3 separate regions of the Mus musculus genome follow, and regions 1 and 2 are each linked to region 3. A link is a loop called in an ENCODE intact Hi-C map of the cell type or tissue named here. Cell type or tissue: left cerebral cortex. All regions are shown on one strand. Each heading gives the region's core, and the rest is flanking DNA. Links, peaks and the distances in the headings are about the cores only. Region 1 has its middle 500 kb from the start of Cnksr2. Region 2 holds the start of Cnksr2 (connector enhancer of kinase suppressor of Ras 2). Region 3 has its middle 350 kb from the start of Cnksr2.

The links. Hi-C counts contacts between places; a loop is a spot of excess contacts. Peaks named below come from ENCODE experiments on the same cell type or tissue, not always from the same donor. Only the 100,000 strongest peaks of a DNase experiment are listed, where the experiment ranks them.
Region 1: a loop joins it to region 3, with 2.3 times the contacts of the local background. A loop is called at or near these places in 2 of 42 quality-filtered maps.
Region 2: it touches region 3 in a loop (5-fold over the local background); 3 of 42 quality-filtered maps call a loop at or near these places.

Annotation. Positions count from the first base shown.
Region 1 is chrX:158,539,064-158,550,051 of GRCm38, reverse strand. No RefSeq gene overlaps it. Among named protein-coding and RNA genes, the nearest start is that of Cnksr2, 500 kb to the right of the region's middle. In left cerebral cortex, for the core only: no CTCF peak of the experiment used is centred there; a DNase peak (open chromatin) is centred at 5,817; H3K27ac peaks cover 514 bases.
Region 2 is chrX:158,037,253-158,048,240 of GRCm38, reverse strand. Cnksr2 (connector enhancer of kinase suppressor of Ras 2) reads left to right here and starts at 5,044. Exons shown (of 22, transcript NM_177751.3): 1 at 5,044-5,464. The coding sequence starts at 5,401. In left cerebral cortex, for the core only: CTCF peaks have their summits at 4,502 (motif pointing left), 5,696 and 6,350; DNase peaks (open chromatin) are centred at 4,839, 5,436, 5,705, 6,153 and 1 more place; H3K4me3 peaks cover 5,819 bases; H3K27ac peaks cover 4,694 bases.
Region 3 is chrX:158,384,932-158,395,919 of GRCm38, reverse strand. No RefSeq gene overlaps it. Among named protein-coding and RNA genes, the nearest start is that of Cnksr2, 350 kb to the right of the region's middle. In left cerebral cortex, for the core only: no CTCF peak of the experiment used is centred there; DNase peaks (open chromatin) are centred at 1,192, 1,503 and 4,211; H3K27ac peaks cover 303 bases.

The DNA of each region.
Region 1 (10,988 bases), core at 1,261-9,260, 150 kb before region 3:
ATATTTCCCCTACCCATATTAGAATGTCAACTATTGTTGGCATTGTTTGGGTCTTCTTTAGGCAGCCATATTGTTGAGATTCCATGGTTGTAGCTTCCCTTTCATATCTAGAAGACAAAAATCTCACAGCATACTTTTTGGCATTCTTTCTCTTGAGACCTGTTTGAGGAAAAAAAAATGTATCTAACTTCTCTTACTACACTAGAGGACCACTTTATTTCCAAGCCAGACTTAGATCTTTCTTATTTTAGAAAGATATAAAAATAGATGGGTCTTTCTTGTTTTGGAAAGAGTATAATAGAAAAGTTCTGGACTCAAATCAAAGTACTGTATGAAAAGGATGATTGAGCCCGAGTTTACAGTTTACAAATAAAATACTAAGACTCTCTGCACTCTTTCTTCTACCCTGTACTCACAATGTTAGTCAGTTTTATTTTGTTCTGAATGAATTCACCAGAAGTTTCTTCTCTGGATAATCTGACCTATCTCAAGGAAAATTAAAAAAAAAAAAAGGATAATTGCTCATGAGATTCTTCAAGGAAATAGTTCAGCCTGGCTGTCTTAGGATGCATTTAAACATATTCAGAGGAGATTTATTTAACAACAAAAAAGCCCTGGAGTTGAATTCATAATGATAATGTAGAAAATGAAGCAAAAAACAAAATGGAAAATGATCTTCAGGATTCCAGGAAAGAATGTGTAACTATGGTACACTCCTTGGTATAAATGAGCTAGAACTGTCTAGCCATAAAACAATAATTGTGGTAGTTGATATAACAATTCACTCTCCAAACTGGAAAGACAACCTAAATTTTCTGAACCGAGAAATCAAGAACTTTTGGTATAATTGTACTGTTCAGAAATAAGGCAATCAAGCAGTGTTGAGAGTTGGCCCATCTCGCATTCAGAAAATGACAAGAGAGGAGTGGGACAGCATACAGCTATTTTTTCTCAAGAAGTGTCACAGATTTTCATTGGCTCTATAAGCATTCTACATCTATAGTATTGATAGCATTAAAATGCAATGGTATACAGCCAATTAGACATTTCTAATTTGGAAATTAAGACTATAGAGAACTCAAATGCTCTGTAAAATATCGTTTAGAAAAAGAGGCTGTGAGAATTCAATAGCAAAGCATCTGCTTAGCCCTCATGAGGATCTTGACAAAATCTTTAGCTCTGCAGTCACCCATCCACACACGTGGCAAAGAAAGAAGAAAATGACCAAGTGGAATTCAAATGCTCATGTTACAGAACATATTAAATTGACTTTTTTGTCAGTGATGGATGTTTAAACATTAAGGCACTGAGATTAAAATGTATAACTTAAAAGCTTGTAGAAGATGAAAACTAAATGTATGACATGGAGCAGAGAGACTTAAGCAGAGAGAGGGCCGTGCAATACAGGGACTATGAAGGGAGAAGGGGAACAGATAATGTGACAGAGAGTGTTGAGTTGAGTGGGAAGGCAGGGTAGAGGAAGGGTAACAGAGAGGGATAACTAATATTAAAAGATTTACAGAAGCCACATAGAAGCTTATTATTGTAGACGCTTCCAAAATATATACATATATTAAAAAAGAATTTAAATAGAGTTAACTTTTACAAGAAGTTAAACCTTTCCCAGATGTCATTGGCTATCAATCAAAAAGCCCAGTTCCAGATGTAGATTACTTCCCTTCTATTTGTTGGTCCATGAGCTTGCATAGATCTTCTTTAAACAATCCAAGGTATTGATTACCTTTCAGAACTTGATGATGTGACCCCCATTGCTGAAGATATCACATAGTATTAAAGTACAGCTTACTTATCTTTAAGTACTATTACATTAATACTTAAGTATTATACTAATATTTAAGGATTATACTAGTACAATTCTCAGTCTTCATTGAAGAAGCTCCTTATTTGCAGGATGGAAATGAATACAAACTTCTAAATGGTCAACATGCAAGGAATAAGAGAATGTAGGATGCTAGCACATGCACATATATATCAGATTTCCTCCATTCAAAGTCAAGAATAATCATGGAAGAGGGGGCAGAAAGCTTATAAGGTGGTGAATAACTACAAGGAAACAGAGTTTTCCAGGTACCTCATGGAAGCTGCATAGAGGAACTAAAATCAACTGTGACATCATGCAGAAGACTTGCATAAGATCAAGCCATCCAGAGTCCCAGCATGGATATGGGGAGTATTATCTGAGGAAATTTTCTTAGAGAGATATGGCACATGAAAAAATATCGATTTACTCCAGAAAGAGAACCCATAGCAGATCAAACTTCACTTAGTGAACCAATATGTTTTTATTGGAGTTACTAACAGGTGCGTGAATGAAGGATTTACTTACAGGAGCAGGGGTGGTAACCCAAAGCAGAAAGCCCATCACCATCACCATCACCATCACCATCACCATCACCATCACCATCACCATCACCATCACCAGAAAGCCCATCCCAACAGGGGTAATTCTTCATGAAAGCTGAAACCCTGAAGCTTTCTGCACTGTTTGTAGATAACTCAACAAGTCCTCAAGATCTGTCTGAAACTCAGCTAGCCAATCTCCTTCCCCAGTTCTTTCCACCTAGAAAACTGAGGAGAAGCCTTACAGACTTTCTGGTTTTATGGTTTTATGTTTTCCTAGACGTAACATTTCATTTTCCTCCTGAATCTCATAAACATCCTTCTGCTTCCTTAAGGGGTTCATTAATTTGGAGGAAACTGCTATACAACAGGGAGAGACTCATGAAGTCTAACCCTTAGTGAGGAGGGTGTTAGTATTTGATGGCTGCTGGGGGGATGGAGTCAGTATCTTTAAGGATGCAAGCCCTGATAAGGTTGCCTATACTCCAATAGATGGCCCTACATCTGTGCACATATAGGCAGTACTAAGAGAACTCTGAATTTAAAGAGTATATGAAGTTGGAGGGAGGAAGTGAGGGATGGAAGAAGAGTTGTAGGAGAAGGTAGATTTGATCCAAACATATTGTATTCATGTATGAAACAAATAATACATTTAAAGGCAAAATGAAAACACAAGAAAAATATGGAAAGCATATATAATACATACATATGTATGAATATCAGTGAAATATATAAAATAGGTACAGCTACAACTAAGATATTGCTGTCACAAAGTCAAGGGTTTTAATATGAAGTCCATTATTTAAATCATACTCAATTTTCTTATTAGCTATAGGAAATAGCTAATAAGAAAATTAGCTATATTCCCTTTATCATTTGGGAAGAAGGTGGGCTGAGTGTTTCATTATCATTATTTCTGGTAACAATATTAAGAAACAATTGTAACATTTGTCCTAAGTTTTGCCAAAGAAAGAATAGAATACATTTTAGCTATGATTGTATAGTAAGGATAATAGTAAAAATGCTACCAAATTAATCTACAGGCTCAGTTTGGACATGCTTGAGATTGACTTACAATAGAATATATGATACATAACAGATAAAATGCACCCCATATATTCATATTCCTCTTGGAAGAATAACAAGTTTGTTGTTTCATTATGTGATGTTTGAATGAAGATGAGGACATGGATACTCCTAGGTATGGTTAAGGAGAAAGATTTCATTGTAGATAGAATGGAGAATACAGCCAAAGGCATCTGGAAGAGTTCAGAGTAGGGAGAAAAGTACACTAAACATGATCAGCAGACTGAGCTGGATCATAAGAGGAGAGAGAGGGAGAGCAAGAGGGTAAGGGAAGAGAGAAAGACAAAAGAAGAGCAAGAAAGCATGTGGCCCTAATAGCAGGGTTATAGAGGAAAGAGAAGGAAGCTGGGGGAAGGGAAATGCAGTCCTATGTTGGAGAGGCTTAGGTTTAGGGGAGGAGGAGGGTTGTTGAGAACTGCACATAGGAGCTGCAAGTACTGAGTGAGCCTAGAGGCCAAGCAGATACTCTGGCCTGCTAGTTGGGCACCACAATTAGCCATTTGTTCTGAGATTCTTTGGGACGTGACATTATTATTGTACATGAAGTCCCATTGAATGATGGAGTAATTTTCAGGATAAGTCATCAATTCATCTATTTTAGGTCGAAGTCAAATTTTGTAATGATGAAGGTAATCTTAACAAGGGGACATTTGGGGTTTTTGGCTTCTGGAATGCATAAACTAATTATGGGATAGGATTTTCACAGTGCTTAAAAATAAGAATTAGAACATTGTGCATTTAAAATACAGAACCTGCCCAAACTGTGTACTTTAAGGAATGGCCCCAAAACAAGAAGCTGCCATGGATGGAAGGAGTTACAGAGACAAAGTTCAGAGCTGAGATGAAAGGAAGTACCATCCAGAGACTGCCCCACTACGGGATCCATCCCATATACAACCACCAAATGCAGACACCATTGCATATGCCAGAAAGATTTTGCTGAAAGGACCCTGATATAGCTGTCTCTTGTGAGGCTATTCCAGTGCCTGGCAAATACAGAAGTGGATGCTTACAGTCATCTATTGGCTGGAACACAGGGCCCCTAAAGAAGGACCTAGAGAAAGTACCCAAGGAGCTGAAGGGGTCTGCAACCCTATAGGAGGAACAACAATATGAACTAACCAGTACCCCCAGAGCGTGACTCTAGCTGCATATGTAGCAGAAGATGGCTTAGTGGGCCATCATTGGGAAGAGAGGCCCCTTGGTATTGTAAACTTTATATGCCCCAGTACAGGGGAACGCCAGGGCCAAGAAGTGGGAGTGGGAGGGTAGGGGAGCAAGGTGTGGGGAGGGCATAGGGGACTTTCAGGATAGCATTTGAAATGTAAAGGAAGAAAATATCTAATAAAAAATTGAAAAAAGAAGGAAGGAAGGAAGGAAGGAAGGAAGGAAGGAAGGAAGGAAGGAAGGGAAAAGAAAAGAAAAGAAAAGAAAAGAAAAGAAAAGAAAAGAAAAGAAAAGAAAAGAAAAAAAAAGAAAAAAAAGAAGCTGCCATGGAACTATGTTGTACTTTCTTTCTTTTGATTGAATGTATTAAATATTGAAAATATAATCTGAAACATAGGGTCTAGTACTGGATCTCTGTTATATATGCTCACTATAAATGAATTAAAAATTCTCAGCAACTTAAATGTATTAAAGCAAACTGAATCAGATACTTTGTTAGAAGAGAAACCCTGAATTGGAGTGTCCAATTTCTTCTGTTCCTTTGTCTTTTCTTTCTTCAAAAATTGAGATAGGGTCTCTCTATAGCTTAAACTGATCTTGAACTTGTGATTCTCCTACCTCATCTTCCTGAAAGCTGAGATTATAGATGTCTAAAACCATGCACAGCTCAATTAAAGCCTCTTAAACCTTTCAAACCACCAGAATTTTAAGAGCTTTCTATAATCAGAGAAGGCCATTTCTCTTGTTACAATTTATACTTTTAAACAAAGCGAGGAGCTTGTTATTTCTTCCTTTAAAGTTAGGAAAGTCTCTCTCTCTCTCTCTCTCTCTCTCTCTCCCTTCCCCCTCTATCCTTTTCCCTCTCTCTCCCTTTACCTTTCTCTCTCCCCTTCCCTCCCTCTTTCCCTCCCTCCTTCCCTCCTTCCCTCCCTCTCTCCCTCCCTCCCTCCCCTTCTCGAGCCCTCCCTCCCCCCTCTCTTACCTTTTCTACTTGCTTCCTACCCACTCTATTTCCCCAACAATTTAAATATTTCCATGATCCCCAGAAAGCACAAAGAGTGGACACCCAGCCCTACTTCCCTCACATGACTCATCCTAAAAGCTGTTTGCCAAATGAATCTTTGCTTTTTGTTTCAGACTTCGTGCAGGGGCATCCAGAGCCCTGCACAACAATGCCTGTTCTAGCTCTACACCCACTCCGTCCCGCCTAGCATCCTACTCTCTATTCAAAACCAAGCCAGAAGGAAAACAAGGGATTTGTCCCCAACAGTTTGCAAACCAGTCATGCTTTTGCAACATATGTAGGGCTAGCATTCAGCAATCTGGAACTCATGAAGCCAGTTCCTTAGTCTTTCAGCAAATATGCTTGCAACCTTTAAGGACGTTTGGGATTTGCAGCTTCTGGAATACATAGACTAATGATGGGATAGGTCTTTCACAGTGCTTATAAATGAAGAATTAGACAATGTTCATGTTTCTAGGCAGTAGATTGTAGCCCCATTTAGAGATATTTTATAGACATCCCCCATCCAAGCTTTCCCAAGGAAGCTCAATTTGGCTTTGTTTTGAGCAGAATTGTGTAATGCCTGCTTAACAATGGAAGTTGAAATACAGTGAGGGTTTGAGACAAAGCATTATATCTAGATTTGCCTATTGTCCAGTGGGACACTTGCTAGAAAAAAGTACTCTGATAAGTAAACTCCATAGCTGTAAGGTGGCTAAGAGCCAGCAGTTGGTATTCCCTGCCTGATATGATAACCATGGAGGAAAAGGGAGCTAGCAGACATCTGAGATGTAGCAAAGAGGAATCCAGGACGAACAACCTTCTGAAATTCAGGCAGGACTGCAGTTACCATTGGCTCAAACTCTAGGCATATAGCAAGACCCTTGGTCTGCTCAATTTTTTATTTGCTTTGGACAGTTGGAAGGCTGTCATGCACAGTTGAAATATTTTGCATTTGGACCTCAAGAGGACCTGCACTTCTGTTTCGGACCCCTTGGACTATTGTTGCCACTAAAACTAGCTCAACTTAGCCTCCTGAAAGAAGGCAAGTTTATGTCTCACTAGCCCCACACATCTAGAGCCAGAAAACCTACTGGAGAATAAACACATAGCTGACTGAAAGTTGACTGTAGCCAAGGACATCTAGAAATTCTCTTGTCAACTCTAATTATGAGATAAAGTTCAATGTATTGTTTTAAGCTATTGAGGTACCATGAAAATTTACTTACCTCATGCCTGACACAGTAAAAGCCCAGTGATGACCAATGCTAATATAAAAAATATTGACATATTACATGAGACCTGGAGTCAAATGAGACTGATAGGTGTATGTTGTCCGGTTTTAACATGTTAGACAGTGCTGGTTATACAGTGTTTTGGGTCTTTTTATATCTCTAGAAAGATTTATTTATTTTTAATTTTTACATTTGAATGTTTTGTCTGTGTGTACATATGTGCATGCCTTGTGTGCCTGGTGTCCATGGATGCTAGAAGAGGGTGAAATATCACCTTGAACTGGGGTATTGAATGGCGATGAGCCATCATGTGGATTCTGTGAACTGAACACAGGCCCATGGGACAAGCAGGAAGTATTCTCTTCCTCCAAACCATCTCTCCAAGCCCCTGTGCAGGTTAAAAAAAGTTATCTAGCACCATTTGAAATGTAGAGATTTTTCATAGGACCAACAAACCAGGTTTCCTTGCCTGGGCAATAGTTAAAAGATTTGAGGAATTTCTGGTCAATTAAAATGGGGAAGGTGCTCCCAAATGCCCCAGGTTCTGCTCCTCCCTATAGTTTATAAGACGGAATTATTCACTCAACAAATATTGTCAATTACTCATATGTACCAGGTATTATTCTATCATCTGAGGATACAGAGACAAACAAGAAAACAAAGCTCCTACTTTCCTATGGAGTTCGCAAGTGTGTGACAGCTGTGAACTGATGGGGGTTGCATAGAGGCTGGGAAACAAGCCATATCTCTACATATTTTCATTTTGTTATAGGAAGCCAAAAATAAAAATCATTTTGTTCATTATTTATAAAAGTAGGACAGTTAGAGAGGAAAATGGAAGGACAATTCATTTGGAGAATGATAGATAACTGGCTTGTTGAGAAGGGTGTGGTGACCTCATCAAAATGTAGAGCAGGGCTACTTAACTGAGGCTCAAGACTAGGTAATTCATTCATGTGGAGAAGGGGCTATCCTGTGCATTGTATGATGTTTAGTTGCATTTATGGTCTCTATTAATTGGATGCCAGTAGCACTTTTCCATTGTGATAGCCAAAAAAAAAAAAAAAAAAGCATAGCTATTGCTGAGTGACCCAAAAGATGTGACTGGACATAGTAGAGACTCAGTGACAGCATTGAAGTATAAGATAATGTAAAAATAAATAAATAAAACTGCAGAAGAAGAGGTTTTTATTTGTCATTTGTAACAATTGGGATAAAGCTAGTTGCTGTGACAAATGAACTTCAAGCTATAATACAGAAAATTATCTTTTATTTGCCTGAAGTAATTGTTATCTTAGAGGCAATCTGACTCTGTCTGCTATCCTAGGTCTAGTCCTGGAAGCATCTAGCCTCCATATGATTTAATCTAAGCCTAGAATGTTTTCAGCCTCTGAGACTTACTTCTGAATAAGCTTACCCTTTCTAGTTCTTTCTGAATTCTTGCTGAATGGTTCAACTCAACTGTTCTGGCCCAAACGCCTCTCCAAGCTAACTGATTCAAACTGACTTTTCTCAGTTTCTGAAGTTTTGCTTTGCTTGGTCTCAAACTAACTCTGGCAATGTGTTCTAATGTTCTGGTTCCCTTTCATTCTGTCTTCACCTGCAACTTGTGTTTGTAAAACTACTCGTTAAAACTGCCTTCACTGTGTGTGTGTGTGTCTGTGTCTCTGTGTCTCTGTGTCTGTCTCTCTCTGCCTCTGTCCCTGTCTCTCTCTGTGTCTCTGTCTGTCTGTCTGTCTGTACTGCTCTTAAATAGACTCTTTCCTGTGCTGTTCTTATGAGAGTTAGGTGTATCCTATCTTTGATCATTCTGTTAAAACTCTGATTCATCACTTTGTCCACCCCTCAATTACACATCACCGAACAACATGGCTGCTTCTCTCTACAAACTAGCTTTTCCTACATTGTTAGGGATTAAAGGTATGTGTACTTAGAGCATGTTTGTATTCTTGCCAGAGCAGCCATGTTGCTCAATTAAAATTCATCTGCATCTTCCTTCTTTCTGTTCAAGCTAAAAATTGTACATTGTTTAACTTTTAGGATATAAACAATACCACGAATTTAACAGTCCTAATGTCCTTATGAAGATATGTTGATCATTCATAACTGCAATCCTGATCATCTGTCCTTCAGCAAATATCCATTTCATCATCAAGCTTTGCCAGTCTGCCAGTCTGGTGAATGGTCTGTTATTTTCAGAAAGTTTGTTGAGCTATCCCCATGAGGGAAGGGGGGAAATCAGCATTCAGTGTCATCTGTGTTGCTGTCTTTCTTTGTCACTTCCTTCCTTGAGTTATACTTTTTATGTGGAAGCCTCTCTTAGTTGGATTGGTTCTTTATCAATTTTGATGAAAGACATAATCTTTCATCACCTGTGGAAATATAGACAAAACTTTCTCCCCAACTGACTTTCATTCTGATGTTCAAACATCTTTAAAGTATACAAGTTGAACAAGAAAATCAAGAAGAGAGAAGACCAACGTGTGGATACTTCATTCCTCCTTAGAAAAGGGAACAAAATACCCATGAAAGGAATTACAGAGACAAAGTTTGGAGCTAAGACGAAAGGATGGTCTATCCAGAGACTACCCTACCGAGGGATCCATCCCACAATCAGCCACTAAACCCAGACACTATTGCATATGCCAGAAAGATTTTGATGAAGGGACCCTGGTATAGCTGTCTCATATGAGGCTATGCCAGTGCCTGGCAAATACAGAATTGAATGCTCACTGTCATCTATACAATGGAACACAGGGCCCCCAATAGAGAACCTAGAGAAAGCACCCAAGGAGCTAAAGGAGTCTGCAACCCTATAGGTGGAACAACAATATGAACTAACCAGTACCCCCAGAGCTCGTGTCTCTAGCTGCATTTGTAGCAGAAGATGGCCTAGTCAGCCATCATTGGGAAGAGATGCCCCTTGGTATTGCAAACTTTATATGCCCCAGTACAGAAGAATGCCAGGGCCAAGAAGTGGGAGTTGGTGGGTAGGGGAGCATGGCGAGGGGAGGGTATAGGGAACTTTTGGAATAGCATTTGAAATGTAAGTAAAGAAAATATCTAATAAAAAAAAGAAAAAAGTATACAAGTTGATCTAATTTAATAGTTTTTTCTAATCCAGTATCTTTAAGTTAATCTTATCTCCTATTTCTGTTTATTAAGGTATAATTATATCTTTATAAATCCACACATAAACTAGAGTTTATGTCACATTCCATACTCTCCTCCACTCCAGTGAGCCTAGCTTGTCACCCATTTAAATCTAAAAACAATCAAGCCATCTTACAGAAGATGTCAATATACAATGCCAGTTAAAATAGGTATATGTTTTCTGAGATTGAAAGAATATTAATCTGAGCTTCCCACTATTATAGTAGATATCTTCCCCATAGGATTATAGCTTTATCTGCCATATAAGGCTTTATTCTTCCAATTTGACTTTCTGGTCCCACACATTTAATTTTTCTTACATGTTGTTTTACTAGGGATATTGTTCCAATCCCAACAAATCATGTAGATGCCTTCTGAAGGGAACAATGTAGATTCCAAGATTCTAATGAGACTATAGTTACATCATCTCCTCTGTCCACTAAACCTTCCATTTCAATATCATTTCATTTTAATTTTAACTTAATTTTAATTTTGGTCTCTGGTCATTGATATCAGTTTGCAAAACAACAAACAAACAAACAAAATCTTTCTTTTAGTACTTCCAACTGGGCTGCTTTGCCTTTGACATATGGAAGCAATAGAAGCTAAGACATCCTGTCTCCTGATTTAAAGTACTTATTTTTCTTAACATAAGCCATAATCTCAATCCTTCCCTTGAAGTTTTCACCTATAATTCCTGGATATCCAATGAATCCTTGAGATGTTAGGCTACCTCTTTCTAAAACCATTCCTACTCTCCTACTGGTCTTGGGAGTAAAGGTCCATGAACTCCAGTGGGTATTTTATAGCATTGAATTTTTGGTGATAGTGTGAAATTTTTACTTAAGGCTATGGATAGTGTGAAATTTTTACTTAAGGCTATGTCTAGGACTGCATTTCCTCCTGTAGCCTGCATTAGGTCTCCAATACCTAGTTTAGTATTCTCTCCTTGCTCTGTGGATTGCTGGAAGGGTATACCTGGC
Region 2 (10,988 bases), core at 2,019-10,018, 350 kb after region 3:
ATATCCACTACCCAAGGACCTATATAGAATGCTAGGTAATCTTGGTCACAGTTTGTTTAAAAGTCTTTTTCTGCATTGTTGTTTAACTGCCATCATTTAAGGTCCAAATTGAGCATTCAGCCCTCCATGTAGTCTTCTTTATAGCTGTTAAACTCTTCTCTCTACATAGCAGTTAACCTCTCCTCTTTGCATAGCTGTGGGCATATCTATCTTTGTACTTATCACATTATCCTATTAAATGAATTGTAAATGTTCAGTTTCCCCTACCAACGTATCAGTATCCTGGCCATTTGCATATATAAAATTAAGATAATTTTTTTTCTCATCAAAGGTTATATAATTTGAGCCAGCATTTTTGATAGTGCTCAAAAATGTTGAATAGCAAATTTATATGTCCTTCACTAATGTCTGCCAAGTACATTAGATACTTCCCTGGTGGGCAAGGGCTTTATGTATTAAGAAAACTAATCTTGGTGGGCTCTGGGGTTTTTGTTAGATTGTGATTAATACAGCTGGGGACAGCATTGGAAAGAGCCCTTAAACACCTCCACTGGGACAACTGAAACTCAGGCCAATTTCTCTTCACTTAGAAAGGATTGCTGTAAATCTTGGTTGAAAAGGACATGACTTGATTTAATACAGCTTAGCTTGGAGGCACAACAACAAAGAAATGATTCTACTAATTGAATTATTGTCTCTTGGTGCTCTTTCTCCCCCATTAAATCTAAAGGGAGATATGGCCTGGAGAAGTGTATTGAGGCCTATTTACAATTAAGGTTACTTCATATATGATTCTTGGGCGACTGGGAACTTAGGTAGCTATCAGAGAGACTTTTTTCTTAATTGATAGCTGTTAGGTGAGTTATACTGGAAGTAACATTATCCCAGAAATTTCACTAAGCTTTCTCTGGAATAAGATTTTTACATTATTCTTGGGAACCTCTAGTCCTTTCATTTATTGTTATTAATTTTATCAGAATTGTTGAAGTTTTTATGATCAAGGGGGAGAGTATGAGCCAGCCTAAATAATACACCTGCTTTTGATATTATAGGTACTGTCTATGATAAACTGATAAAAAAGGGGAGGCTCTTATTTTCTCTATTTTAAGATATGAGATATCTTATAGTTGTTCCCTCCATGTTTTAGTGATCAGTATTATTCAAAAGAAAAAGACTAAAGGGATAAATTCACACAAGAAAACATTGCTTATTAAGAAAGCAAGACACTGGGGCATGATAGTGCATACCTGTAATCTCAGCACTTGGGAGTCTGATGTAGGAGACGTGAAGAGTTCAAAGCCACCTTGGACTACAGAGCTACTTTCAGATAAGTAAATTTTTAGATAAGTAAAAGATTAAAGTATATCTTGTAATACAATGTATCTTTGCAAAATAAGTGGTAAGCAAAAGTCCATATCCCTATAAGCCCAATTTGGAATACATTTATGTTAGTTCTCTCTTTGGCTCCAAAGAGACAAAGCTTAAAAGTCCTTCCTTTAGTGGAAGACTCCCATCCTAGCTGATAGAATTCCTAAAAATAAGATCCAGTTAGAGGACTATGTGTAAATTCTTCATCTAAAGCCAGTTAAGAGCACATTACACTCTAAAATCTTAACAGAGGGTATGTTGGTTAAGGGATTTTCATTTTTATTTTGAAATCTATAGGGACAAAGCATCAACCAGTGTCACAAATTGGATTGACATCACTAAAAAAGATTATTTCAAGTGATTCATTTTGATATGGTTGCAAATATCTCAAAAAGTATAGATACAATTAACTTAATTAATGTAATATTTCTACTCTGCTTGAATTTAAAAAAGAATCTGAGGCTCTTTCCAAAGGTTCATAGTTTGGCTTTTAAATCTAGCCTGTGGAAGAATTGTGATGTCATACTAATTGGTTCATTATATTTTTGTATATATTTACGACAACATTCTTTACTCCTAATCTTTAAAAATTGTATTGTATACTAAGAAAAGGCAATATTAAGTTGACGAGGCTTTTATAGAGTAACATTATACTATACTTACAAAAAATGGGGCAAGATGTTAAATTCTGAATAAGAGGCAGACTACATGAATGGTAGCTTATTTAAACAGTTGGGGAAAGAAAAATACCACAAAGATTCAGCTGAGTCATCTGTAGTTAAAGAATAAAAGAATAAGAGCAGTGATGACTTAATCCTTTCTTTTCTCTCCCCTGCCCAAGTCAAGGATGCAGAAAGTGAAGAGCCTGTTATGTTTTGAAGAGATTGAAACAATTTCTGCTGATTAGATTGTCAAAGTCAAATGCTATATTTTATTGGTGATCCTAAGTGAGGAGAATTTAAGAAAAATGCTTAAGGCCATGGTACACTCTGTTAAACAATAGGAATCTATACTCACAGTTTGGTTCATTCTTAGATTTATATTTAGTTTTAGTCATTTTACATGATTGGACAAAACAAAACAAAACAAAAAAAGCCTAACTGTAACACAAATTGGAGGGGACTATGTACTCCCTCAATCTAATATAGGGTCTTCCTCAAAATTCTCTTTTATTTCTCTATAATATTACTTTCTCATTTTCTTTTACAGTGGTCTTGTCACATAATTTTAATTAATTTATCTTTCCTTATCTATATTCTCTCTCCATCTTCCCTACACACCCTATCTATCTATCTATCTATCTATCTATCTATCTATCTGTCTGTCTGTCTGTCTGTCTGTCTATCTATCTATCTATCTATCTATCTATCTATCTATCATCTGTCTATATGACTACACCCTGGCCTGAGACATTTGTCTTGATATCCAGCTCATCAGACAAGTGATACTTTAATTTTCACTTGCTTGCATTATGATTTACAGTATAGTTGCTTGTCATAGAAGGCCAGGCCCGCATCTTGCTGTTGCAGCCATATTTGGTCATGTCCTATATTCTCACCATTTCTGGTTAGATAGGGATCAGAGAAATTCATGGTGTGTCTCAGACTTCTTTTTGGTTAACAATTTGATGATGTCCATCCAGGAGATCTTCAACGGACCTCCCATTCACAACAACTGTCCATTTAATGACACTGATACAAACCTTTTGGCTTGTTTTCCAAGTTGAAATTCTGAAATGAACTTGCTGTTACAATCATACATACTAATTTATTTAACATGTGTAATTTATGTAACTATGTGTAATAGATCTAGGGAATAGGATGTAATGGCTAAAGTCTCAGCTGTAAGATGTAGCTAACAGTCGAGCTAGTTTGAGGCTAGAATAAAACAAAGTGATTAGCACTTTGCTTAATAAAATGTGTGTTATTACTAGTAATATTTTAATACCATTACTTGTTTTATAATCTAAATTTCTAAATTTGTAATCTAAATTTCTTTTTAAAAAAGATTTGTTTCATTTATTTTACCTGCATGTATGACTGTGTGAGAGTATCAGAACCCCTGGAACTGGAGTTACAGATAGTCGTGAGCTGCTATATGGAAGCTGGGAATTGAACTCAGGTCCTCTCAAAGAGCAGTCAGTGCTCTTAACCGCTGAGCCACCTCTCCAGTCCCCAGTAAATTTCTTTTTAAAATTTTATTTGTATATTTTGGAGTTTGGGTTATTAGTAAACAAGTCTGAACACAAGCTTCTTAAATGGTATTTGTTTGTAGCACTAGCATAAAAACATCAGTGTGTTATCTACTCCTGTTTTGCCTTCTCCTGTGTTGGGGGAGAACTTGCCAAGCCATGCCAACTGAAGAAAGTGGTGTTCTGTATCTTATAAACTTGAGTTAGACAAAATGGGTACCGAAGGAACTGACATGATTTATTGACATTATTGAAATGATTATAGAAATAAAAGAAGTTGCTTGTTTACTCAATGTGACTGTTTAAGAATTATACCGAGGGGGGAAAAAAAACAAACCAGCTATAATGGTGGTAGAGCTTGCTACTAGACGCTCTAGAATTGTCATTGAAAGTGAAGCCTCATTTAGGCAAAATGTGTATTTCTAAACGTTGCATAGAAGCATGCATAGGTTTTTTGAAGCAAACAATATGTGAAACATTATGTTTGCAATTTGTCACTAACTTTAAGTCCTGTTATTACTCTTCCGTTCTTATATAAGAACGACTGAACACAAAATGACATCATGTAAAATAGATGTCGGGGACCTTGTGTTGAAGGAGGTGGCCGACAACTGAAGCAGAGCCTGGGAAGAGGCACGTGTGGGTTCTGGAGGCTGGAGCCTCTTGCAGTTGACATCTCTGACTTCCCGGGTTCCTTTTATCACCCAGGGTAGATCCGACAGCACGAGCCATCTAGTCTCCTATGGGCGTCTCTGGCTAGATCCTGACTCCCATCTGCGGAAGCCCACATCCCGTGTTCTCCGCAGGGTCCGGAGGAGTCACCTCGGGAGCCAACTCAGCAGCCGCGAGGGCGACAGAGAGAACAGTCAGGACTCCCATTGTCACCCCAGCAGTTCTGCGGCGTCCCCTCCCCCCTGGTGGCGAGGAGAGCTTGGGACAGGGGTGCTATAGTACCCTCCTCCGCCACCCCGGGTTGTCCGTTCAACTGGTGGGGCGACCCGTCTCGCTGACTCTCCTGGAAGGCCACTGGGAGCCACTCTCCTGCCGCCGCCGCACCTGACTGCCTAACTGACCCCGGGGCTGGGCGAGCCTCCAGCTGCAGCGGCTGGCTCCGGGGCTCCAGGCGCTGCCGCACACGCCCTCCCGGCGCGGCTCCGGCCGAGTGCGACCCCCGGGGCGGGAAGGCGGGAGCGCGAGCAGCCCACACCTGGCCCGCGAGTCTGCTAGAAGTCGGGCGGCGGCCACGCGCGCTGGCCCACGCACGCGCACAGGGCTCGCGCGCACCGGCTGCCGGCCCTGGGGGCGGGACCGCGCGGCGGCGAGCGGGGCGGGGGGCTCGTGGAGCGCGCGCCCCGCACCCGAGGGCTGCGGAGAGATATTTTGGGTGGCAGGAGGCCCCTCGTCATTTCCGCCGGGCGGCTCGTCGTGCCGGGGGCTCCACTCCCGCGCGCCAGGCGAGCGAGCGGGCAAGTTGGCTGCGACCGTGCGCCGGCGCCTCTTCCTTTCCCCGCCGCGACCTCGGCGGCTCGAGCCATGCACTGAAGCCCCTCGGGACGCTCACCCCGGGCTGAGCCGCGGACGCCGCAGCTGCGGCTGCCGCCTGGGCTGGGACCTAGCCGACCCCGGCGTCTTACCCCGGCCAGCTGGCCGGCCGTCGCCGCTCCCACCGCAGCCACCTCCGACGCTCCAGCCTTGGGACCGAAACACAAAAGCCACCCTCTCCGCGCCGCCCACCGCGGGAGGCTGCGGCCGGCCACCGACCCCACCTGAGGGCGCAGCGGGCTGCGGACTTGGCTTTCTGTCCGAGCTCCGCGTCCCACGCGGCACCGACCCCGCCGCCCATGGCTCTGATAATGGAACCGGTGAGCAAATGGTCTCCGAGTCAAGTAGTGGACTGGATGAAAGGTAATGCCCTCTGTGGGGAGAGCGAGGCGACACTGGGGCGCAGGGTCCCGGTACGAGGGAGGGGTGCCCGCTAGGGCATAACACGTCCTGGGAGCTTCCAACCAACTGCTGAGGGTCCTCCCTGGGGATGGACAGGGGTCCTCTGGCTCTGGCAGGGGCCCGGGGACCCTAGACTTCTTTTGTCTTCAGCTGGAGGGGCGCGGGGAGCAAGAGGGCGGCGGGCGCCACCTGGTTGAAGCTGGAAGCAGGGCGGTGGAATCCCCGCGCAGCTTCCCCGCTTCCCGCTTCCCTCGACGCCTTCGGGTTGAGAGGACGCGGCGACCCTGTTTCCAGGCTAAGGGAGGAGCCCGTGGGACCTATTCTCGTGGCTGCCCCTTCACCAGCCCCTTTGTTCCTGGAAACCCGAGGCCCCTTCTAGGTCTCGCCCTGCCAAGTGCCTTCCCCAGCGCCAACTCTCCTGGCAACTTTTAAGCCCGCATAATGGGGTCAGGATGCAGTCGCTCCAGTTGGAAGGTGGGAACCCCCTCCTCCATGCTGGGCTGAGGATGATCGGGAAGGGAGCGAGCTACTTTAGGGTAACATGCTTCCCTTAGGGCAGCATCCAAGCTAATATATGTGGGATCCCTCCTGTGCACCCCAGCATGTCCTTTGCTTTCCTAGGTTGAGGTCTGCGGTGGCTTTAAACCTCTCGCGGCTTCTTGTTAAGGGTCCAACATTGGGTTTAAAGTGATGCGCATTCAAGTATTCTCCTTTCTTCCATATTGAAGGCTCCCCCACACACACACCCGACAATTTCTAATGACCAGTTTCAAACCTTAGCCCTCCTCCTAGACGCAAATGTGGGCTTTTTCTCTAGTCTCCTGGCTTTCCTGTCTCACTATCTCCCTCTGTTGTCTGAGTTGAGGGGCTTGTTGGGGACCTCTCCAGTCATCCCCAGACTGAACTCTGCAAAGGGGATGCTTACATTGAAATAAAAGATTCTTGGACATGCTTGGAAAATATGAGAGTTTTGCTTGAGGTCGTACCCGAGCAGGCAAACTTAAGATATTCTTCAAGCCTTATCTGTGAAAATGCCCCTTTCAAAGAGGAAGGAGCCCCTTTCCTAAGGCTTGCTTAGCAGTCAGACTTTCTAAGCTCTATATACTCAAAGATGGAAGGGATTGAAGGTAGTAGGGAGAAATAAATTCTCCCCGAATCTTTCCCCCACCATTTCGGACATTTGCCTATTCTTCTAGGGTTTCTCTTTATGTGTTTTGCTTCCTTTTCTCCCTGATTTGCCCTGTTACTTCTCACTTACTTTGATTTTCTCATCTCATATGTAAGAAAAATGCTTTGTAACTGCGAAGCACACTGTAAGTGCAAGTGAATTGAATTAAACCTAATTCATTATTTATCCACTGCCCCTTGTGTGCAGTGCATTGGTTGCCATGGGGGTTATAAAGATGACTAAGACAAAGTCTAACAGTGCCTCATCTTTTCTGCTGCTTGTTCTCTTTCCATATTTGCTATTAAAATTCCAGCTTCCTGGATTCACACACACGCGCACACACACACACACACACACACACACACACACACACACGCCTCAGGAAAATTCTGTCTTTTCAGTTTCTTAGTCATGGATGACAGAGTAGTCACAGGAAGTAAGAATGTTGAATTAAAACGCTTTCTTTGAATTTCTCTGAAAGGTGAGTTTAGTTTGGGTCTGTTGCTGCAACAACATTCAGACTTATGGTGTCTTGGCTTCATGGGATTGCCTTCTAGAAATTCCCATGATGCCTGTAATGAGCACTGCATACTCCATCTTCTTTACCTCGTACCCAGTTACATGCTTGCGGCTTCCTTTCTCTCCACTGTTTTAGGTTCCCTGAAGCAAGCACAGCATATGATGTCCTTTAAAAATCTCTCCAGTGCAAAATGTAGTTTCTTTGAACTTTGGAAAAGATTATTTCCTGTAATTTTAACTTTACATGATATTTAAGTTGAATAACTTGTTTTTTGTACCTGTTGGTGACACATTTTATAGTTACCTAAGAAGATCAGTTAGGTAACCAAGATAGAATTTACATGCCTTTGTAGAACAAAAGACTGAATAAGACTAGGAGAGTATCTGCTTTAATTATCAAGTTCAGGTCCCAGTTAGCTGCTTAGTCCTAAACTGCTTATTGTTAAATTTTCTGTGATAGTCATATACATTTCAGATCCTATCAGAAAATGAGATTTCTAAAAATAGTTGGAGGAGATGAGAATTTCCTCAACTTGCTCTTTATAGTGTTACCTTAGTTAATTTTCTCTACTATTTTTCCCAGTAAACTTTAAAAAATGACATTTAAAAGATAGTTTTTCACTTTCCTCAGTAACAGAAATGTTGGAAAGACGACTACCAATTTAGCCTATAGCTTTGAGTTGATTAGACCTTGCTTAATGATTTTTAAATATATAGTGTTATAAAGTCAGTATTAAGGCATGAACAACATTTTATTGTTTGTTTGTTTGAAAAGGGATATCATATAGTACAGATTGGCCTTGAACTTCCTGTATAGCCAGTCATGACCTAGGATTTTGGATCCTGCTTTGTCCACTACCCCAGAATTGGGATTACAGGTATAAGCCACCACTCCTGGTTTTATACAGTGGTTGGGATCGAACTCAGGGCTTCTAGCATATTATCATGTTTCCTATAAGCATCAAGTGAGCCACATCCCCAGACCCTAAAACATGAGTAAGGCTCCTGAATAGTTGTAGCATTCTAGTTCTTCAGAGTGTGTTATTTGTATGACACCTTCATCATCCTTAATATTTATAGGTTTCAGCTACAGTGAAAGTATAGCTACCTATACTGTTTTAGTAAGGCACATACTTTATTATTTCTAGACTTTTTTTATTTACCAGGTAGAAAAATGCAATTAGATCATATGATTATGATTTCATGAAATTTCTAGAAATTATATAGAGACTAAGTCCTCAAAGGATGAAATGAAGGATAAAAATAAATTTATTGGGCTTTCATAGTGTGTATTCAAGACTCGTTTAATGAAGGACCATTAATGTGGCAATTAATGATCTATTTATTGAAATATATTTGAAGGAGATACTGATATAAAATGTGTATATGATTAGCAAAGATATAAGCTGCTCATACACTCTTTGTAAATGCAACACTGTTCAGTTTTTTTGTTTGTTTTGGTTTGGTTTTTGGTTTATTTTTGCTAGCAATGTTTATTTGATATGGCACATTGTCATTGTTAGTTGCAGTAAATGTACAATACATGATCCATTTATGAGTCACTAAAATAAGGATTTCTATTCCAGATTATTTTGATAGTAGTTTTGAATATTTGGTGATAGCTCATAAACTTTTACACTAATTAAAGATTAAATATATAAATTACTTTTGGAGAAAATATACACAGCCTGTATTTTTTTTTTAGTACTTTAAACCAGCATTCAAGTGGAAAGCATGTTCAATCATCTTATAGTTTTGATAATCTTAAAACATCTTTCAAAACCAGCAAAGGCAAGTAAGTTATTGAGAAAAGTCATAGATGATAATGTAAACCAATAACTAATTTGTCACTAAGCCTATTATTCTAGAATATTATTTCTCAGTTCCTGTTTATTTGAAAATCCTGGAAATATGTCATAATCTGTGAGTCTCTAAAATATAATAAAAACCTCTGAACACTTCAGTGTTCCTCTTATTATTTTTATTATTAAATTTTCTTGTTCATCTTATACCAAATAATTCCACTCTTCCTTTCATAAGTTTTTGAGCTTAGAGACTAATGCAAACTATCCACATGATCAAGATAATTATTTTCCAGGACTATTTATTTCCCTCTGTGGCATTCTTCAATTGAGTTTTAATCTCTTTCTGGGTTAAATAAAATGACTATCATCTGCAGAGTGAAGCAGACCTACTTCTGCTGGTGTTTTTTTATGATCTCTGGGACTTAATGCTAATCAATCTTACAGAATTATGATCCCTTTAAAAAACTCTAAATTTTAAAATAGTTTTTAACCTATTCCACAATCAGCTGCTCTACTCTTTCTTGCTCATAATAATCCATTTTGTTCAAGAAGCAGTCTCTGACTTCTGATTTCTATACTAATGACTCAGCCATCTTGAGGATAGAAAATGAAATTCCTTCTTTTAGGTATTAAAAAAAAAAACCCGTAATGTTTTAAATACAGTCCCATAATGAGAGAAAGGTAGTGATTACATGTCTATTCAGTGTAAATGTGAGGCGATGTAGAAGAGACTATGTCTGAGAAGACAAATTTGGACAGGTGGTTAATAATTATTTTTCTTCCCTCATAGGATATCAGAGCTTAGGTTGAAATGTATCTTAATTTTATAAAGGAAATTGTCAAAATTTTGGGTTGAATTGAGGCAAAGAAATCAGAAATATTTGTTTACGAACATGGAACTGCACATGATGTTAGAGAAAGATGTTAAACTTAATTGATCACATTGTCTATATCACTTTTGGGAAAAATCGATATTTTGTCAAATACACGGTGACTAGATGGGCACGGCAGCCATCTACTCTGGATTTGACAGGTTTTTTTCTAATGGGGAATTTTGTTATTTCATGTAAAGAAGATATTTATCTTCTGGTATATGTGTAGTTCACAAGAATCATTTGATTTATAGTGCCATTGACATTTGATTTCTAATACTGGCAATTTATTCCTGACTAGGAAGAAAGCAACTCCTTATATTCTTATATTCTTATATTCTTATTATCTTATATTCTTATATTCTGTTCCTGGAGGATCATTTACTACTCAGTGCACCTGCATGGAAAGTGTTTTAATGGAGTTTCACAATTATTCTCTGCTTTAAAGACATTTTCTTCTATAAGAGACAGCAATGCTATTAAAAAACAAAAAGAAACAAAAAACAAAAAGGTTTTCCAGGGAAAAGACAGGAACCAGCTAATCCACTTAGAACATGCTTAAAAATTCGTGTTATGCATGCAAACACCAATTTTAAAAAGATGATAGATTTGTGAACCAAGAGAGGATCTAAGGGGAGAGTGGGGTTATAGCAACCATTTGAATTATTTAATTAAGTTATATTCTAAAAGAAATGTATCTTAATGTAGGAGGCACATCAAGAGATTTTAGAGGTGCAATAGCGGTGTTAACTGAAAGAGTTTATCTGGCTTTGTCTGGTTGAAGTGGGAAAAGTGGGTAGGGGAGGGAAAGTGAGGGAGGAGTGTGAGTAGGTGACAAAAAGTACAAGAACAAATCTGCATATGAGCAAGACAATAAAACTCTCCTCATGTCCTGAGTTTAAATAAATACCACATTCTAAAACTTTGGCTGCCAAAAATCAGCCCACAAAGAATGTGTATTGAATTGGTACAGCTGTTTAAAATCTGTTTCTGAGGAATAATCTAGAAATAATGTTAAAGTAGTTATTTTGAAGATTAATTACATCATTAACATTATGTTTGATATTTAGAATTTTACTGATCCAAATCCTTCTGTGAAGAATGAAACTAGGCTTTTGAAT
Region 3 (10,988 bases), core at 1,142-9,141:
AGCTAATGTCTGTTTTAAATGTCAGTACTGGAAATGGTTTGAGAATCTGGTAAGTTTGAAAGAAATTAAGAACATGGCAGGGTATGCTAATTACACAAACTTTTAATGAGATAGCCAAGTTGGTGTCAAAGATGCTGCCTCAGAGAATACCTAAGATAGAGCAAAATGGCAGGAAAGGGTCAGAGGTGAGTGAGAAGCCAAGAGAGGAGTTTCAAGAGTCAGAAAGTCTTGGAAGTTCAGCTAATCATTTAGTAATCACCAAACCAGATTGACTTTATTTAAATCCAGACCAATAACAGCTTAGTAATAATGCATGGGTATTTATAGACTATTCCATTATTAGCCTTCAGCAATCAGCAAAGGTAAGTTAAATAAAAGAAAGCATAGCATAAATACATGAATGGAATCATTAGTATAAACTACAGTCTACCAGACGTTGTGCAGGTATTTTAGGTCTACAAGCTGTACTTTTTATGAGTCTAGTCTGACATCTATTCTTTGAATGGTTCTAGTAAACATGTATCAAAATAGACACTGTATTGTACCATCCAATTTTTCTTAATAAAGAAATTCATGCCTCAGTTGCTGAGAGTGCTGTCAATGGAGACAGCTGACAGTTGGCCCTTTAGTGTTTGTCTAAGCTTCTCAAGGTCATGCTTACCCCCACCCCCCAAGAGATATATTCTAATGACTAAAATAGATGAGCACATAAAAGTCTGATTATCTTGGTCTATCTTTTGATCCATGGCATTCATACTGCTTAGTTAACAGTTTCATTTCTACCTGAAGCTACTTCTTTCCTCGGTCTTCTACATAATACTTCTTAAGAAACCTTTCCTGAACCAAAATGCTTCCCAATGTTTGCCTCCCAGGAAAATCTCTCTGTGACCGCATGCATTCTACATCAATTAACTCTCTGCAAGTTTTAGACAAATGCATTCATCTCAGCAGCTTAAACACGGGCCTATTGAAATCTCACATTCTTGAAGTTTTAAGGTTGGAATGTTTTAGGACTAGTTCAGTCTCAGATTCCCAGGATTTTTCTCTTCCTGTTCTGCTATCCTCAGCATGGTGGCTTTCTGACTGATCTCGGTACTTTTCATAGTCACAAGATAGCATCACATGTTGGAGTGAAAATATCCTGCAGAAGAAAATAATACTTACACTTCTCATGTGGATCTTTTTTAAGAGCCAGACACCCTTCCTCAGAAGCCATCTGGCCAACCTTTCCTTAGTTACTGGCCAGAGCTGATGCTCACATTTCTCTCCAAACCAGACGCTGAAAAGGAAATGAGATATTTGAGATTTTCAGATACCATTTAGAATCTGCTCCTGAACCCTTTGGAGGATAGATATAGCCCTAAAAAATTCAGAGTAACTATATCGTCACAATCCTACAATGTGTTTATTCAACATTTTCCTTCCAAGCAAATCATTTTATATAACCTAAAATCTAGGTTAGGTAGCTGGAGGGAACTGTTATTTTTATATAAAGCACCTGGATGGGCCTTCTGTGAATCTTCTTGCAAGGACAATGAAATGACGTGTTTTGGCCACAGGGTGTTTTATGCATGTTCTTGTTTTCTAACCACCAGTGAACTGAGCACTGGACATATGTGTATTTTCACTAGGGTTTGAATTTAGTAAAAAGCAGCATTACCTCATATCCTGAGTTAATTTCATTGACTTGGAAAACACAGAGATGCCCAATTTCAAAATCAACCAGCCACAACAGGACAAATACTGTATGATTCTACTCCTATGAGATACCTGGAGTAGTGGCTTTTCTAGAGATGGAATTAGAATGGGGTTTCTGGCACTGGGGTGGGACAATTAATTGAGAATTGACTGTTTAATTGGTTTAGATTTTAATTTTGGAAGATTTAAAAAAATCTGTGGGTGGATGATAATAGTTGTGTAATGATGTGATGGTACTTAAACACTGATGAATTGTACTCTTAAATGGTGGAAGCAGTAAAACTTATGTACATTTTAACATGATTAGAAGAAGCAGAAACTGGGGATATATAGCTCAGTGATAGATCACTTGACTAAAATTCTCAAGGCCCTGGATTTGACCTCCTGGACTTGGGGAAAAATATTCTTAGGGAATGCCTGTGGAAAGAAGACTCCAATAGCTTGAATCTCTGACAATTTTTAAAAATTAAAGTATAATTACACCTTTTCCTTCCTCTATTTTTATCCTCCACCCCTTGCACTTCTTCCCACATTCATGGCTTTTTTTCTTCAATTGTCATTGCTGAATGCACACACATATACATATACACATACACATACACACACATACACATACATAAATATATAAATATAACATCAACCAGCTGAATGTATTTAGTGTTGTTTGCATATATGTGACTTCGGAGCTGACCATTAGTATTGAGTAACCAATTAAGAGTCTCATCCCTTGAAGTTTCTCTTTATGCATACAGCGACCATTATAAAGCCACAGCTGGTCAAAATTTTCATCACCTACTGGAATTCTTTGATGTATAAATACCTGCTTCCAACATAGTATATTATATTATCCTTGTAAAATGTCTTTGAGAATCCTTTAAAAGTTTTATTTTATTTTATTTTATTTTATTTTATTTTATTTTATGTCTTTCAGTATTTGCCTACATGCGTGTATATGCACCACATGCCTGGTGCCCAAAGAGCTCAAAAGAAGGTGTCAGATACCCTGGAACTTGAGTTAATGGTGGGTGTGTCCCACAGTGTGGGGGTTGGGAATCAAACTCAGGTCCTCTGCCAGATAAACAAGTCCTGTTAATCATTGATTTTAACCCTAATATTAAATGGTTGTGGCTCTAGTTCATCCTGTAGCAAAATTTGTTCTAAAGAGCGGTTTGAATTGAAATGGTTAACTCTTCCTAAACATTGATGGTCTTAATAAAGAGTGAGCCATTTTAGTTAAAAAAAATAAAATGCTTAACTACTTTTCTAATTATGTCTTATCTATGGAATCATTGGTGCCATTTTCTGAATTGTGAGATTAATAAACTGTGTATGGGGCAAAGTGATCATGATTGGCTGTGTATATTAATGAATTTTAATATATTGATTACAAATTCCATAAATCCCATCCGTAACCAAAGTGTGTCACTATAATAAATGCCAGCTTATCTCTTGCTAAGAAAAGACCCACTGAAATATTTTTAGCGACTTAAAGCTTGAGCTAACTGTCCATTTATTGATGTTTAACAAATTTACTGTAGGGAGAGACTATATTAGGTAAATTACAAGGACATTTTTCAACTTTATGATTCTGTGGTATGCTGGATTTCTGAAAATGACTCATTCACAAAGCATGTAGAGATGCATACTAAGGAGATTGCCAAACGATTGGGGTTCTTATCAATACATTATTTCTCACCATCCTTAAATTCAGATGTCACTATTGTGAAGCCAAATGTCTCCAACAGCCACCCTGTAGACCGCCTGACATGTGATCTGCATAGGAGATTCCATTGCTGCCCATCCATATCCTTTTTGTATTCAGGCCTCAGAGCAATAATATCATACTGAAAGTACATAGAATCTTCTGTTTGATGATTTACCCCCGCAAGGCATATATGAGTATATATATATATCATCTCTTTCATGTGGCAGGCTGAAAGTGCCAAATAGTTAAAATTTCTACTCGTCCCCAATAATAATTGAAAATGAGGAGCAGATGGCTTAGCTTCCTTTTTCCTTGAGTAGATGACTCTGAGTTGTCCTTTACCCTATATCCTAGGGCTTCCTACTAGGAATGAACTCTGTTACTTGAATCGGGAACATTCTCACACTGAAACATTGGCTTATCTTCCTTCCCTTATCTCTCCACTCTCATTTACTAGTATGTGCTGGCATCACCTCCCAAATAACTCACTTTCATGAAAACCTGTGTCCTTAGGTCAGCTCTGAGGTGAAGGAGGGTGAAGAATTCATACAGAATAATATGTAATAGAGAAACAATATGGTCAGGGTCCATGAAACATGTACACTGAATGAAACTTGACATCATGGTAAATGAGTTTAGTGTTAGGATCTCATAAGTATTCACTATGAATTTCCATAATACAAAGCCTGTTGGTTTTCTCTATGAGCTTCTTCTAGTTCCTCAAAATTATGGTAATTCCTCATCACCTATTCTGTGGATCTTGACTCAGATTTGGAAATCCCACTTATTCATAAATTTGAATTACTCATAAGGTTGATTCATCCATGGCCTATCATGACCCACCCACTTCTTTCTCCTTCATGAATTTTTCAGTCTTGAGGTTCACTGTTAATCATAGAAGCCTAATTTTATTTTCCATTCAAATGGGGGAGACTGAAAAAAATCTACTATATTCAATTTTGAGCAGACAGTAAGTTAGTGATACATAGTTATATATCATCTAGTTCAGAATAAGATATATGGCATTAAGAGGGGAACTATTAATAATTAAACTAGCACAGGGCTAAAGATATAAGCTCAGTGGCAATGAACTTCTCTAATAGATGTAGAGCCCTGGGTTCAATCTGAAGCTCAAAGTAAAATAAACTAGGAAAATAGTATAAATTAGTACAGTTCTGGAAAATTTATACTGTCTTCCCTAAGATTGGATTCACTAGTAGCCAAATTACTCATGGCCTCTATGTTCATGGGCAGAAATAATAGCTATCACATGATTTTTTCCATTAAGGGGACACATGATTTTTCTAAGCAAATGAAATGAAAATATGGCCTTTGTTAACGTATAAAACATTATCATTATAGGACTACAAGGATGCGTTGACTTGCCAGTAATCATGGGGCCAATCATTGAGAAACAACAAGATGTTACACTCTTTCATATATTCTGAGAACACATTCTAAGACTGAAGAAAGCTTGGTCATGAATTGAACAATTTGTTGTTTAATGAAGACACAAAGCTATTAGGTAAAAATATACATTTTTCAATTAAAAATTCTTAATAAATACAGATGGAGTTGGAACAAACAATTTTTGGTTTCAAACATACCTCAAAGCAGCACATTTTGTTATGGTAAAATTGAAATTAAAAAATCTAGAAGTATGCCTATATCTGTCTTAGATATGTAGGATGAGTGGGAAGATAAGTTCTTATTATTCAGAAAGAATTTTTAAAGGTGTGTATATCGGAATATTAAAGAGAAAAGTGTTCACTCATTGTTCTGAATCAATGGGCTATGAGAGACTAGGTTCATCTTATAAATACAAAAAAAGGTCTGTTTCTTTCTATGAATCTTCAAGTAGACAAGGCAACTAAGCATTTCTTACTAGCATAGGGTAACAAAAGACAGGCCTTCAGTAACACTCTTAGTATGCTAAGGAATGAAGGGTTGAAGGCTCAAGTTTCATCTCAGCTAATACTATCACTATAGTTCTTGTTCAGTTCATATAAGAATTGGAAAGACTGAACTTGGCCAGATTTTCTAACTGAACTCCAGATGACCTACATGTTTTGGGTTATCTTTCAAGAGTCACTTGGAGCAGAAAATAAAAGCATTAAAGAACAATTTTCCCCCCATATATCAAGCATTCAGAAATTCCACCCAAAATGTTTCAATTACATGATGGATATAGTATATCTCATGCCCATGCTATCACTGTCTATGAGCAAACAACATCTATATCTCCAAATCAGGTATCTCCCATGAGCATCCAGTTACCTAAAGCAACATGTCCATAAGCTTCGAAAACTCAACATGACAGAGATCAAATCCTTAATCTCCTATAATTCAATGGCCTCTTACTATGATCCTTATTCTAGTGAACATCATATTATACTTTCAGCAATGTTCAGAAAGAGATGGTATCCTAGACACCTAGTTCCTGACTTAAATTTGCCCTCATTCTCATATTCTGTGAAGTTGACCTTTCAATACCCCCCTAATTGTTTTACTTCTCTCCATCTATACTATGGCTAACCAAACCTGAGTTGTATCCATCTCCTGCCTGGATTATGGTACAGATTTTCTAAGACCTCTGCATCTGTTCTTTCTTATCACATTGAAGAAAGACATGGCAACCCAACAGGAGGAAGAGTCTCAAGATCACACCAGAGTCAGAGACCCACTCATTCCCACATCCAGAAGCCTGCATATGCATATGCATATTATATATATGCAGGGGACCTGGTACAGACTTGTGTAGGCCCTATGCTTGCTGATTTAGTCTCTATGAGTTCATATGTACCTTGCTTAGCTGATTCAGAGGGCCTTGTTCTCCTGGTGTCCTCCATCCCCTCTGGCTTGTATAATCTTCCTGCCTCTTCTACTGAGGAATTCCCTGGGCACTAAGAAGAGGCACTTAATAGAGACATCCCATGTACAGTCTCCCCTCTCCCTCTCCCTCTCCCTCTCCCTCTCCCTCTCCCTCTCCCTCTCCCTCTCCCTCTCCCTCTCCCTCTCCCTCTCCCTCTCCCTCTCCCTCTCCCTCTCCCTCTCCCTCTCCCTCTCCCTCTCCCTCTCCCTCTCCCTCTCCCTCTCCCTCTCCCTCTCCCTCTCCCTCTCCCTCTCCCTCTCCCTCTCCCTCTCCCTCTCCCTCTCCCTCTCCCTCTCCCTCTCCCTCTCCCTCTCCCTCTCCCTCTCCCTCTCTGTAATATCTAGCTGTGGGTCTCTGCATCTTTGTTCCCACCTGCTGCAGGAGGAAGCCCCTCTGATGATGACTGGATAAGGCACTGATCTTTGAGTACAGCAGAATATCATTAGCAGTCATTTTATTGCTACTTTTATTTTTTTTAGGACAGTAGTGTTTGTTTTTACCCTAGGTTTTTGGGTAATCTATTTCTCTAATTCTTGGTTACCCAAGCAGTGTCAGGTATGGGTTCCATAGTTTGCAACTATGTTATCGGGCATTTTCACATCTATGTTCATAATGGAATTTGGTCTGTAAATCAATTTCTTTGATTTGGTCTTTATGTGGTTTGGGTATCAGGGTAACTTTGGTATTTTTAAAATGAATTGAGTGGAAAGCGAGGCCCATTGGTCGTGCAAACTTTATATGCCTCAGTACAGGGGAATGCCAGGGCCAAGAAGTGGGAATGGGTGGATAGGAGAGTGTGGGGGGGAGGTTATGGGGGACTTTTGGGATAGCACTGGAAATGTAAATGAAGAAATATCTAATTAAAAAAATGAATTGAGCATTGTTCCTTCTGTTTCTGTCTCGTGGAATAATTTGAGGAGTGTTGATGTTAACTTTTCTTTGAAGGTCTAGTAGAATTCTGCTCTGAAACAGTGGGCCATACTGTCTTATTGGTACTTTGTAACTACATTGTGTTCCTTTATCAACTGAATCCATTCATCTGTATGACTGCTATAATACATGAAAGTGCCAATAATTCTAAGCTCTTTGAGAGTGAAGTCTTGGCAAAGTTTTGTTTTTAAAGATAAAGATATCTTCTGTCTTACATGGTTTCCTACTGTGCAACCTTGCGACTTCCCCCATCAGGAGGTAGATACTGACTTTTGACTGCTTTTGCTAAGAGAACACATCAAAAGTCTCCAAGACTGATTTCCAAGACTGTCATAAAATCAGCAATAATTCCTCCTTTTTCACTTTCCTATTTGCACTTTGAATTTGAACTGTGATGTGAAAAAAAAAAAAAAAAAAAAAAGCAAAGGAATCAAGGGACCTGAGGATTCTGTGCATTGACAGAGCTCAGCCACGTGCAATAGCAGTCCTGGCCTTCACATTATCCTAGCAAGTTTCCTCCTCATGTTAGCATGTTTTTCAAAAAAGAATATCTACCGTGTCTTCATTTCTGGTTATTCCAACTAAATAGTGAATGGTACTGTGCATGAAGTGAAGGAAAAGAAAACTCTCAAACCTAATATAGGCAATTCAACAGTGGTTCACTGCATCCAAGCTCAGTCTCAGGAAAGAAAAGGGAAAGCTGAATTGAAATAGGTCTCTGTGATGTTTTGAGGAAACCAATCTGCCAGGAAACAAAGATATTGGTGAAAATCATCAGCAAAATAGAAAGCTCTTGAACCTCCAATAAATGTGCCAAAGTACCTTTGTATTCCTATGTATAACTGTGTAGTTATAATATGTGGAGAAATGATTATGAAAGCCTAATAATCTTTTATACACCAAAATAAGGGAACTTCTAAAAGTTAAAAATTATTTCTGCTTTTCAATGCAGCTTGTTTTTTCTAAATCATAATTCCATTTCAAAATGATCATAAAAAGAACGGGTTAGTCTTGTAATGCAGTAGCCATACTTAGTATTTATTACCTAATGATATTTGTAGCTGTGTTCCCTATATGCTTCCTCCCTAATAATCACATAGATGCTATTACAGAAAATGACAGAGGGGGTTTGCAAATCATCCAAGATGCCAGAGGCTGCCACGTATGTTATGTGTCTATTCATCTTTGATTCCACCTTTTTTTCCCCATTTCTCTATATACATGTTCCAGATTTTCTTGCCAACTGCCTTCCAGCATGACAAGCTAACTAGCTGGGGGTACTGGTGGAGGCTTGAGTGTTAAAATGAGGGAGATGGGATCCCCTTCTTTTTTTAATTTGTTCATTGCCTTTGGCAGCAACTATATTTTTTCCATGGTTCCAAGTCCTTTCAGGAAGTTTCTCCCTCCCTGTTCCCATATGCCCTGATCATGGATGACCTATTTACACTTTCCACTGGCTTTCTATGACTCCTGACCTCTGGCAGAGCCACCTGTTCTAGCCTCCACTAATTCTACAGTAACCTCCTAGTTAGTTTACTCTTTCTTGTTTGCTTCCTTACATATTGGTCAATTCTGTGGAAAACAGCCCAAATTGAATTCTTTTTATTTTAAATGTCTAGTATTGTTTGCAGTTTTTTATAAAATTATCTGATAACATGTCTTCACATGAAAACAGCCCCAGGAACTACATCCCCCCAAAAATACCCTGAAGTTAATCACAATTAAATACTTCCTAGCAGTAAACTCTGAGTGAGCCATGATCCTAGTTATTCATGACACTGTCATATCTTCCACTAAAATCTGTTGCTTGATGAAATGATAAAGTTCAGACATATATATGATGCCATAGATTAGATGTGAGTATAGTTTTCTGCTGTGTATTTTAAATGAGCTTTTAGTTTATGCTGCATTAAGACAACTCATAAGTGTTTAGTCATTCTTTTTTTTTTCTTAAACTAAAGAGCCAACTTTTAGATGAAAAATTATACCATTGAAGGGATTTGAATAACACTTAAACACTACTCTTTATTCTTATTTTAACAGGGAAAAACCTTGCCCCCCTATTCAGACACAAGCTGCAAGAGGTATATAAGAATGGGGGGGGGGATGTACTAATATAGCCTGAATGTCCCTTTTTGAAGCCATGTGTTTTGTAATTCTACCACATTAAATAAGGCTCTTTAACCTACATACCTTTTAAATGTAGAAATGTGGAGTGAATGGATTTTCAGCTTGAATTAGTGAAATATCTTGTTTTCTATAATATTTAGTTTTTCTATATGGTTCTATATAGTATTTCTATGAAATATATAGTTTTTAACTATATTTATGGATAGGTGTGGTAGCTCATGTCATAAAGTTCATAATCCAATAGGTTCTCTGGATGTTTGAAGCCAATCCATTTTATCTTAATGAGTTTTAGGCTAGTTTAGGCTACAAAACCAAACCAAATCAAGACAAAACAAACAATATAAACTTATATTCATGTGATCCTAGATGGCAATATACTTCCAAAATGTTCTCCAAAGAACAAGATGTACTGATCCCATGAATAAATGTTTTCCCATTTAAAGAATTAAATATTTAAGCATACTCAAAGTAAGTTTCTCAGAGCATATATTAAAACAGTATCCTTTATATCAACAATAGGGCATTTCTATTCATCATTGGGCCTCAGAAACTTTCAATTCTGAGTCATGATAAATGATTTCACTTTTACTGCAAAATGATTCATAGAAAATCTAGAGCCCAGGAGATTGTTTTGTAAGCTACTTTAAGTTTATTTGGCTATTGTCCTTATTTAAAAATCAATATCTATATGGACCTTCAGATAAGTTCCCTCCCCAAACAGATACTATTGGCAAATAGCTCATGAAATTGGGGTGTTTGTAATGTTTTTCACCATAGATTTTCTTACTGTGGCTTCAATTTTTGTTAAATTGTAACTGCCCCTAGTTTCCTTAATCTTCTCCTTAACAATCAGATATTTACAGGTAAGCTGGGTTGGAGGAATCAATGAAAATACCCTTCAGACTATTTTTAGATTATCTCCTAATGTAATTTAATAGAGAGTGAGAGTATGGTGTAGAATTATATTTTATGTGCTGTAATATTAAATATTTATGTATGTTCAGGACTCTTTCAAACCTCAGATTAAAGCAGCAATAGGAAGTCTCTATTAATCTATTACCTTCAAGGTTAATGAGAAGGAGAAAAGAAAAGGGAACCTGTTTCTGTGTTTGCTGAAGGTGAAGTGGATAGTTAAAGTTTAAACAGTCATTATCAGATTTACAAATATGAGAAAAGCTAACAAGGCTCAGTGTGATGGTTTGAATGAGATTGGACCCCAATGGCTCATAGATTTGGATGCATGGTTACCAGTTGCTGAAACTGTTTAGGAAGGATTAGAAGGTATATCTTTGTTGGAGAAGGTGTGCCACTGAAGGTGGGCTTTGAAGTTTCCCCAGTCTGTCTCTATCTCTGTCTCTCCTTGTCTGTCTCTCTCTGTCTGTCTCTCTGTCTCTGTCTCTCTGTCTCTCTCTCTGTCTCCATCTGTCTCTCTGTCTCTATCTGTCTCTCTGTCTCTGTCTCTCTCTGTCTCTCTGTCTCTCTGTCTCTCTCTCTCTCTCTCTCTCTCTCTCTCTCTCTCTCACTCTCTCTCTCTCTCTCTCCCTCCCTCTCCCTTCTTCCTGCAGATCAGGATATAAGCACTAAGCTACTGCCCCAATACCATGCCTGCCTGCCTACTGCAGTCATAATGGTCATGGACTCACCCTCTGAAAC